Regions from separate parts of the Homo sapiens genome. Here region 2 is linked to region 1. A link is a loop called in an ENCODE intact Hi-C map of the cell type or tissue named here. Cell type or tissue: endothelial cell of umbilical vein. All regions are shown on one strand. Each heading gives the region's core, and the rest is flanking DNA. Links, peaks and the distances in the headings are about the cores only.

What was found. A loop is a pair of places that touch in the nucleus more often than their neighbours do. Peaks named below come from ENCODE experiments on the same cell type or tissue, not always from the same donor. Only the 100,000 strongest peaks of a DNase experiment are listed, where the experiment ranks them.
Region 2: it touches region 1 in a loop (4-fold over the local background); 1 of 110 quality-filtered maps calls a loop at or near these places.

What each region holds. Positions count from the first base shown.
Region 1 is chr2:176,516,676-176,522,060 of GRCh38, reverse strand. No RefSeq gene overlaps it. Among named protein-coding and RNA genes, the nearest start is that of NRAL, 12 kb to the right of the region's middle. In endothelial cell of umbilical vein, for the core only: no CTCF peak of the experiment used is centred there; a DNase peak (open chromatin) is centred at 3,040; H3K27ac peaks cover 1,148 bases.
Region 2 is chr2:176,417,745-176,423,129 of GRCh38, reverse strand. No RefSeq gene overlaps it. Among named protein-coding and RNA genes, the nearest start is that of NRAL, 87 kb to the left of the region's middle. In endothelial cell of umbilical vein, for the core only: no CTCF peak of the experiment used is centred there; a DNase peak (open chromatin) is centred at 3,319; H3K27ac peaks cover 2,399 bases.

The DNA.
Region 1 (5,385 bases), core at 77-5,076:
AGGAGTTGACACTATTGTTCTCAACTTAGAGTTAGTTTTCTGCTCAGGATAAATTAATGACATCATATAATTCACTTTAAAAATGTTTATTTCCTAAAGCTAAAGGCCAATTAAATGTATTCTTTAAAATAAACAGCATCCCAAATTCCTTAGAATTATATGGAAATAAATCATATTTTATACCATCACATGTACTGCCTAGTATAGGGCTGAGATAAAACAGGATTCCTATAAAATCTCTAATATACAATTTTATTAATGAAAAATGGTGGAACATACGTTGTCAACCAGTATAGGAGAAGCAGAAAATGATCTCCTTGTTCTAAATCTGAAAGCCCTGATTTAATGCAGGGCCTTGCGGTAAGATTTAGTTGACTATCAGATGCTTGGGAACTGTCAACTCAGTTTAATATCTAGAGAAGTTCTATTTTCAGAGATGGTGAGACAGGTTTTTTCAGATGAAATCTCCTGCAGAAAAAAACTAAAAATATATAATAAAACATTAATTTAAAAAGTTTCACAAAAATGTCAACAAGCTGACAAAGCTGTAAGGAACTACCAGGCCCAAACCTAAGAGAAAGAGGGAAGCAAGAGAGGAAAGCAAGACCTGAGCACCACAGACGCTTTTATGCAGAAGACATCTGCTGAACTTTGTTGGTCTTATGCAGAGGTGGGCAGAAGTTAAGGCTCAGGGCCAATGCAAGAAGGAAGTCTGAGGAAAAAGTCCTTCCTCACATTAAATGGGGCCCAAAGACTACACCCTCAGAATAAGTATCAACCGTAAGTCAATTAGCCTCTAATACATCCAGAGGTAGAGAAAGGAAGGAAAGCGGGGAAAAAGAAAGAAAAAGTATCCATCTCTGAGACTTTATAGCCACAGGCCACCCCTGATGTGAATTTGCACCTGGGTTTGTTTTGCCTGGAGCTTCCAAGGAGCCTCAACTCCTGAACTTGTTTAAGGTGGTCGAGGATTAGTAATGCTCACAAGTGCCAGGCAGTAGCAAAACTTCTCTGGAGAAAGGCACCTTCATGATAGGCCCGAAAGACACTCACAAATAATTTTCAAAGGCAATGACTAGTACATGCATAAAACTTACTAAACACACAGAAACAAGGTACCTCGAGCAAATCTGTTATCTGCTGAGTAGCCCTAAGCTGTGCGCAACAGAAGGACGATCACTAGGAGAGGAGGGGACACCGTCCCAGCCCCACCAGGGCAGGTGTCTTTTAATACATCTACTATTTGTAGAAAAGTTTCTGCAGCTAAAAATGGTTAAACACTGCAGTGTCATGGAGCTGCAAATATTGGGATTTCTTAATTATGTGACTCATAGGTGCACCCAGTTTTCTGACAATTAGGAAGCCAAACAGAGTAAAAGTCATCAAATTCCTTCAGACAAGAACCTAATCTGCTTGGGAACAAACTATATGTTTAAGGAATTCAAAGAGCATGTAATTTTCTTTAGAATCTAAGAAAAAAACACAAACACTTGACAAGGGGAAAGATTTAGTATTTGGTCCATTTAAAAGGATAAAATTTTAAAAACTGAGGTGAGAAACAGGATCCCAGGTGATGAGGTCCGAGGCAACACAGGGAAGCAGCCCGTGGTCTCCTCGGAAGTTCTGTATGGCTGATATCATTAGTCCAACTGCTATTAATATAACCTGAATTCCTCAGTCCTCCTGATTTTGTTCATGTGTTTTAGATTTGAAAAATGTGTTCTGTCAGAATTATTTGCCCTTAATTTTTAAAATCGTGTGTTTTAGGGTCAATTTGATCTGCATGTTTTCTATTTTCTTATAATTAAACCAGCAAAATGTTCTTTAAAAACTATTTGATGTCCACAAAATCTTCTGAGGCCTTTCAACAAGCTTCTTTAAAGCATTTATATCCCACTTAAAAACAGAAGTTGCGGGCCGGGTGCGGTGGCTCACACCTGTAATCCCAGCACTTTGGGAGGCCAAGGCAGGTGGGATCACAAGGTCAGGAGATCAAGACCACCCTGGCAAACACGGTGAAACCCTGTCTCTACTAAAAAATACAAAAAACTAGCTGGACGTGGTAGTGGGCGCCTGTAGTCCCAGCTACTTGGGAGGCTGAGGCAGGAGAATGGTGTGAACCCGGGAGGCAGAGCTTGCAGTGAGCAGAGATCATGCCACTGCACTCCAGCCTGGGTGGCAGAGGGAGAGTCTGTCTCAAAACAAAAACAAAAGCAAAAACAGAAGTTGCACTGTGTCATGGGTGACCTAATGTAGAAACCAAGAATCCCCTTAAATTTCAAAAATCTTCACATCTGAATAATTTTTGAACTTGAAGAAAATGAGTTCACCCATTGCTAAACTCTGTGTTGCTCAAGAAGACATTTGGAGCAAAGATGAGTTCCATAAGAGGAAAAATCAGGGCTGTGATTTCAGCTAAGGCCCCTGAGGAATAGCTGGAAGCCTAGCTTGTTACATTGCTGTCTACAGAAACAAGGAAAAACTCAAATGTACCAAATATACATCAAATGTTTGACAGGACTAAAGAAATATCATGTCCATATGAAATAATATTCGTTCATGGCTTTAAGAAAACAATAGAATATAAATACATGGATTTCAGCACATCTAATTTGCGCTCTAGTCTAATGCTTTGTTCTTGGCAGCCCATGGAGAATTCTTAATAAATTTACCAACACTGAATAATTAATTCCTCATAAAGGGTAAATGAAATCTGTTGTTCTAACACTAACTGCCGTTACATAGAACTATAGCTTTGCGGTAACAGGGCCAGTGGGTGAAGAGGGTCTTTTGTAGATGGTCATATGGAAAGCAAGCCAGGAAAGTGAGCCTGGTTCTGTAGAAGACTCTCTACCCTGCTCTGCTGGCGTTGACAACAGTCCAGGAGCTGAGCAGCGCTGCAAGGGAAAGCTCTCCAGCCAGCCTCCAGGGTACATTCAGCAGGCATTTCCAGAGAACCTATAAATACCTCTGTCCTGAGCAGCTCCCAGCTCTTGGAGTATGAAGGCCTGTTATCACCAAGCATCAAATACAGAGCAGACAGGATGCAGGGGCTTCCCCAGCAGGGGAGCTGGCACACACGAGCTCTAAGGAAAAGGGATCTAAGTCCATTTCCTGCAATTGTTAGAGAAGGATGGCAGCCTGGCCCATGAGTAGGTTAGAGTCCTATGTGCATTACTGCTCTCATGTGATGGCGAAGATCCCAGTTTATCTGGGCCTTCTTCTACAGAGAAACCCTCTGCATAGGTGCCTAAAAGAATAAAAGTTTGATTTTTCTATTATAGTTAATAAAATAACTCATACTCATAGAGTGCTTCACAGTTTGTAAAGCCCTAACACCTGCATTAAATCTCATTGATAATGAGATAATGATTTTCTCATTGATAGTGTAGATTTTAATCACAACAATAATAGTAGCAATAACAAGCATTATTAGAACAAGTGAGTTTTAGCAAAGTTGCAGGACACAGAGTTGATAAATAAAAATTAATTGTATTTCTACATACTATCAACAAATAATTGGGACCTTTAAACAGCTTTATTAAGATATAATTGACAAATAATAAACTGTACATAAAGTGTACAATTTGGTAAGTTTTAGCATACATGTGTATACATATATATACATATACACACACATATATATGCACACCCATGAAGCCATCACTATAATAAAAAAATGGACATACCCATTATCCTTAAAAGTTTTCTTGTGTCCCTTGGTAATCCCTATCTGTTTTCCCTCTATACCCTTTTCCCGCCCCATTAAGACTCAAAGTTGTCTTGTAGCTCACTGATGCTCTATTCTTTTTAGTTTTTCAGTAAGTTTTCATCTCTGAGTTTCATTTTGGATGGGTGCTATATTTTCAAATTTACTTTTTTTAAATTTTATTTATTCATTTTTTTGAGACAGAGTCTTGCTCTGTCACCTAGGCTGGAGTGCAGTGGCGCAATCTCAGCTCACTGCAACCTCTGCCTCCCTGGCTCAAGTGATTCTCCTGTCTCAACCTCCCGCATAGCTGGGACTACACGCACACACCTCTACGCCCAGCGGAATTCCCTGAACTCCCATCTCTGTTTACTCAACTCAGGGCAACTGCTGGGCCCTGCCTGGGTTGCTGCTCCCTCTGCCATGACCTGGTGGTGAGCTGGGCTCTCCTCACTGTGCTGCATCACTCAGAAATCACTGTCTTTCAATACCTGATGTCCCATGACTTGAAATCCATTGTTTGATATATTCTGTTCAGCTTTTTAGCTGTTTCAGTTGAGGGGATAGATCCAATCCCTGTTTACTCCACTTTGGATGGAAGCAAAAGTTCTACAATTTGAATTTGAAATTGAAAAAAAAAATACTAATACAAAAACATCAAAAATATAAAACTCTGGCCAGGTGTGGTGGCTCACACCTGTAATCCCAGCAATTTGAGAAGGCAAGGTGGGTGGATTGCTTGAGCCAGGAGTCGGAGACCAGCCTGGGCATAGTGAAATGCAATCTCTACAAAAAATGCAAAAATTAGCCAGGTGTGGTGGCATGTGCCTATAGTCCCAGCTTCTTGGGAGGCTGAGGCAGGAGGATTAATTGAGCCTGGGAAGTCAAGGCTACTGTGAGTCGACATGGCACCACTGCACTCCAGCTCAAAATCTATGTATATAAAATCTTAGGAAAAAATGCAAAGTATGTAAAATTTTACACTGAAAATTATAATACATTTTTGACACAAATTAAAAGTGGACCTAAATAAATGGAGAGATGAACCGTGTTCATATATCAGAAGACACAATATTGTTAAGATATCAGTTCTCCCAAAATTGATCTATTGATTCAATGCAATTTCAATCAGACCCCAAGAGGTATCTTTGTAGAAACTGAAAAGCTGATTTTAAAACACATACAGAAATGCAAAAGAAGATGTAGAAAGTTAAATTATTCTGGAAAGAAGAACAAATTTGGAGGATTATGATAACCATTTTCAAGACACGTTATAAAACTATAGCTGGGCACAGTGGTGTGGACCCGTAGTCCTGGATACTTGAGATGCAGAGGCAGGAGGATTGCTTAAGCCTACAAGTTCAATGCCAGCCTGAGCAACACAGTGAGATTCCATCTAAAAAATAAAATTACACACACACACACAGACACACGCTACAGTAGTAAAAATGGTGTAGTATTGGTGTGAATATAAACATATAAATCAATGAGATAGACAGTCCAGAAATGGATCCTCATATCTATAGCCAACAGATTTTCAATAAAGGTGCCAAGAAAATTCAGTGTGGGAAAAGGTAGTCTTTTTCAATAAATGGTCCTGAAAAAATTGATCATCCATATGAAGAAAAACACTTAGACTCATACCTCATGCCATATACAAAAACTAACTCAAAATA
Region 2 (5,385 bases), core at 218-5,217, 99 kb after region 1:
TTCTGTGAGTCCTCTTACAGCAAAACATTACTACTTTGAATGCATCACATTTTCATATTTGTTTCCTTCCTCTCAATCTTTACAACCAAAGTGTTAGCCCAAATCTTATCCACTCTCATGACAGGAGCTCATCTCCAAGAAGTGAATATAACATCTACCCATCATATTCACCCACCTCATCCACGACACCCAGCAAATGAGATGACACGTTGAGTACTTTGAAGATGGCACATCAAACGTACAGTGCCTTGGAGAATTTCACTGCCCAGGTGCTCCATCTTACACAGCACTCTCTGGAGCAGCACTGAGTGGCAGAAAGTCACTTGTGGCCTTTGGGGCCAGGTGGGCCCAGTTTGAAGGCCAAATCAGCCACTTATAAACTGTGAAATGAGTGACATTACTGAATCTTCCTGGGCCTCAGTTTCCTCATCTGTGAACTAGAGAGAATGTCACCTTCTTTACAAGATCACTGGGGGCATTAAATGATAAAATAAATGTCGAAGTTGTAGCTTTTCAGTGTTAAGTCTCTTTCCCCTCACCCTCATCTGTCACAACACCCACCCCACCCCTCTGCTTCTTTGAAGGATCACAGTGGCTTCTCGCTGCCACTGGGCAACATTTTTATTTTCTGATACAAGGACTCCTTTCTGAGACAAATGTCAGAAAACTCAATCTAAACTACTTCAGGAAAAAGGGAATTCATCAGGTCACATAGCTGAGAGGACCACGGGTAGAACCAGCTGCAGATCCAGCCAGACTGGGCCTTACAGTTGTCGCCAGGACCTAGCTCAACTCTGATTGGACTATTGTGGGTCATGCACACACCCTGAAATGATCCCTAGAGTCAGAGGATGTGAGGCTAGATTGGCCAAGCTAACAAGTTAACACCCATGGGTGGTACCACAACAGTGCCCATCCTGAGCTGAGGAAATTAAGGTGGCAAATCTCTGCTTTGAGTTGGGATGGTGGTTAGAGTCCAGCATTTTAGTGTCTGAGGGCGAGGAGAGGGACACTACTACAGGGAAAACAGAGAGGGGATATTGGAGAACCCAGGACAACTTCAGAAGTCTTCACTATTTTTGCTCTGGCCCAGTCTTGTTGATCTGGGTCCCAGGTGAGGGCACAGGCTCTCAGCTGTCTGGCTTCAGTTTCCTTGTCTGTGAGAAAGAAAGAATGATCGTCTTAAGCAAGTCAAGAGCCTAAGACAGTGCTTGGCTCCTGTAAGCACTCAGTAAGGGTTCTCCATTAACAGAGATCATAGGGGAAGAGCACCCATGCATGGCCATGGGTATTAACATTGAGCTGAAAGCGAATGACTCAAGCTGCGCCTGTGGAAGCCTCTTAGGAGAAACAACAACCCAAATCTGGCACTCTGAATTTCCAAATTCCCTGGGATGTGAACAGAAAACTTTGTATTATATATATAAAAAAATGCAATTAAAATAGTAGTTAAAAGTTTTGAAAAGAAAGAATGACTATTTGGCTGTTTACTTAGCTCTTCCATGAATGTGCACCTAGTATGCATTTCATTAAACAAGGGAGAGCTAGTGCTGTGCTAATTGCATACCTGGCCGCAGTATTCATTACAAAAGCCTCTTAATCAGATGGTTAGCCTGAGTGATTCCCCTTGGAAGGTGACCTGCGTAGTATCTAAAAATACTCACATGTCCCAGCCAGGTTGATGGAGGGCAGGAAGTGTAACCTTTGACCAGGCAAGTGGTAACAATGTTGCCCTTTCTGCAACCAAGAACCAAAGGAATTAAAATTGAGTCAGTCACCAAGTAGACTGCATTTAGGGTCCCCTATAAATCTCTCTGAAGCATTTACCAAAACGTTTACTTTTCCTAGTAATTTAAAACGAATGGGAAAAGGCTTTGTGCCAAATATTGAAAAAACAAATTTGGTTCCTTCATCATTCCGTTCCAGCAGTCTATGTCTTTACTTTGTCTTAGAGTGCACTTTACTGAGCACTTTCTTGATTTGATAATGATATGCAAATCATGATTAATCATTCCACAAATTAAAGATATTTCTGCTCCTTCAGCTGGTTACGCTGAAATTATTCTTCAGTGATGTACATATGTAGATGGCATTGAATTTCTCACATACCAAATAAAGCAGAGATGATAAAAACTCATTTCATGTAATTTACTTTAAACCTCCTTTTGTTGTCTATGTCCCCTTTAATAATATTCAAATTGTGTTTTGCAATGCCACCAAGAATCTGAGTGGGACACAAGGGACCCAATTCTGCGGCTGTTCCTGTTTGTAGTTATGCTGTTTATTCCAGGGGCAGGGGTAGGGCTTGGATGGAGATGTTCTTTGGCAGTTAGGCTACAACTAAGCAAATGTGAGTTATAAACGCAACTCAAACTTGATTTTTGGCTTTGTCCTGTATGGTAAGGTTTGGCTAAGACAGCATAAAGATTTAGTTCAGATTGTAACTCCTTTTTGTCTGACCTTCCTTTCTCAGATGTTTCCGCATTGACTCGGACTGCTTAAAAACTGATGCAAAGTAAATGCAGCTTTGATAATGCTTCCTACTTTGACACTACATCACGTTATCCTTCTCAAACAAGGTATTGATTTGAAAATTGGTTTCCTGACTTCTAAGTAATTGTCAATTCTTTTTTAAATGGAGTTCCTGTCTACTGAATATATATTCCCTTGTTTTTTTCTCCTTCTATAAATGAAGCACATTCTGAATCTCTCAGAATTATTCTTAAAATAAAACAATGGAGGAAAACAAATGGTATTCTGGTTCATTCCCAGGAACTTTCTCTACTGCTTCACAAGAATTCTCTCAGCACCTCATGCTCTCACTTCCTGTTAGCCCTAAACTTTAACTTCAAAATCATCCTGACATATAGCATTGGTCTAGCTATAGAAAAGATGGTTTTGTTTTCATACAGTAAAAATTTCTGTTTGGGTTTTATATTTGTTTCATTCAGATGTCCCCATTTCATTGATCTCTACCCTATAGGCACTGCTGTATAAACAAGAATTTACCTTGCTTTTAAATTTCACAGAGTATGAAATTTCACTCTGAACCTTAAATACATTATCAGAAACGTGTTAGGCATGCTGTGTGGGTGTACAAACTACTAGTGACAGATTGGGAAAAAATCTGAGGGTCTAGGTTATTCTCAGAATGTCCAAATTCTATTTGTTTGAGTCATTACTGGGAAGCTTGAGATTATCCTTTAGTAAACATCCAAGTAAATGGAACTTCCTCTGCAATGAAAAGGAACATTCTCTGCCCTTAAAAGTTATAGAAAAGTAATGGAAAAATAATAGCTAGAGTATGGTAAGCTACAGTGAGTGTTTCATTCAGGCTCTACCATTGCTGCCCCTCAGACCTGCCCTCTCTTCCGGCAAAGCCTGTACACCGCTTCCTGCTGTTCAGGGCCCTCTGAGTTGGCTTCATGTTATTTCTCTGTAGCAGTGCTGCAGTTTATTAATGTTCGTCACATGCACAACAGTGTTTCTGGAATGCTGGCAACATTGCCTGTAGACTCAGGCAATCAGGGCCTCTGCCCTGGGCCCCACAATATACACTGTTTGCCCTGGTCACATTCCTCCATTTCTAGGCCCTGCTCCAGGTACCCAAGACCCCAGAATTCCCTGTCCAAATGGCTTCAAGGAGGAGGCACAGGACCAGCTGTGGTTAAGTGGAAGAGGATGGAGCTTGAGTATGAAACTGGGGTGTCCAGTGTGGGAAGAGAGAAGGGGGTGGCCCAAGGCCTCCACTAGCAGCTTTGCCTGAGGCCCCGTATGCCAGGTGTTCCATGGTGATGAGTGGAGATGGTCACAGCACACCTAGAGCCTCTGACCTGGCTGGGGAGATGGATGTAAAAAAAGTAATCGGAAGGGCAAGGGGTTCTGCAAATGAGAAGCACGGGGTGCTATTGGAGTCTCTGACATTGAGGAGGCAACCCAGGCTGAAGCTGGGTGGGTAGAGGAGAGTAGGGACACTCTCTCCACAGAAGCCCCGTCACAATATCCACCCACAATTTCCTGCGTGCCAAGCCAGAATTCATACACTAGGACTCAGATGTGCAAAACCTATAACCTACTTTGTTATGCGTAAGTCTGATGTGCCGAGATACCTTTATCTCTCTTTATCTCTTTGCATTTCAAGGCCTCTTTTCCAGTCTAACTCATTCTCTTTCACGTTTCCTTAATTGACAAATATGCACTTTTCTTCCAGCATCAGTGGTGTGGTGTCTTAAGGGCAAGATCTTTTTTAAAAAACAAAGAAAGCCATTCTAACTGGGTGAGATGGTATCTCATTGTGGTTTTGATTCGCATTTCTCTAATGACCAGTGATGATGAGCTTTTTTTCATATGTTTGTTGGCAGCATAAATGTCTTCTTTTGAGAAGTGTCTGTTCATATCCTTTGCCCACTTTTTGATGGGGTTGTTTGTTTTTTCTTGTAAATTTGTTTAATTCCTTATAGATTCTGGATATTAGCCCTTTGTCATATGGATACATTGCCAAAATTTTCTCCCATTCTGTAGGTTGCCTGTTCACTCAAAGTCAGGAAACAACAGATGCTGGAGAGGATGTGGAGAAATAAGAATGCTTTTACATTGTTGGTGGGAATGTAAATTAGTTCAATCATTGTGGAAGACAGTGTGGCAATTCCTCAAGGATCTTGATCCAGAAATACCATTTGACCCAGCAATCCCATTACTGGGTATATACCCAAAGGATTATAAATCATTCTACTATGAAGACACATGCGCACACATATGTTTATTGCAGCACTATTCACAATAGCAAATACTTGGAACCAACCCAAATGCCCATCGATGATAGAAGGGATAAAGAAAATGTGGCCCATATACACCATGGAATACTAAGCAGCCATAAAAAGGATGAGTTCATGTCCTTTGTAGGGACATGGATGAAGCTGGAAACCATCATTCTCAGCAAACTAACACAAGAACAGAAAGCCAAACACCGCTTGTTCTCACTCATAAGTGGGAGTTGAACAATGAGAACACATGGACACAGGGAGGGGAACATCACACACCAAGGCCTGTCAGGGGGTGGGGGGTTAGGGGAGGGATAGCATTAGGAGAAATACCTAACATAGATGATGGGTTGATGGGTGCAGCAAACCACCATGGCACGTGTATACCTATGTAACAAACCTGCATGTTCTGCACATGTATCCCAGAACTTAAAGTATAATAAAAAATAGAAAAAAGTGTAATAAAAAAAGAAAAACCAAACAAAGAAAGCTACTCTTTTCTCACAAACTGTACAGTATAAAATTTTAACCTGTTTCCCATGTCAGGTGTAGCTTAACTCCCTGCTCCAAGACCTTGAGCAAGTCATCTCACCTGTAAACTGAGAACAACCTCTATCTCTGATAG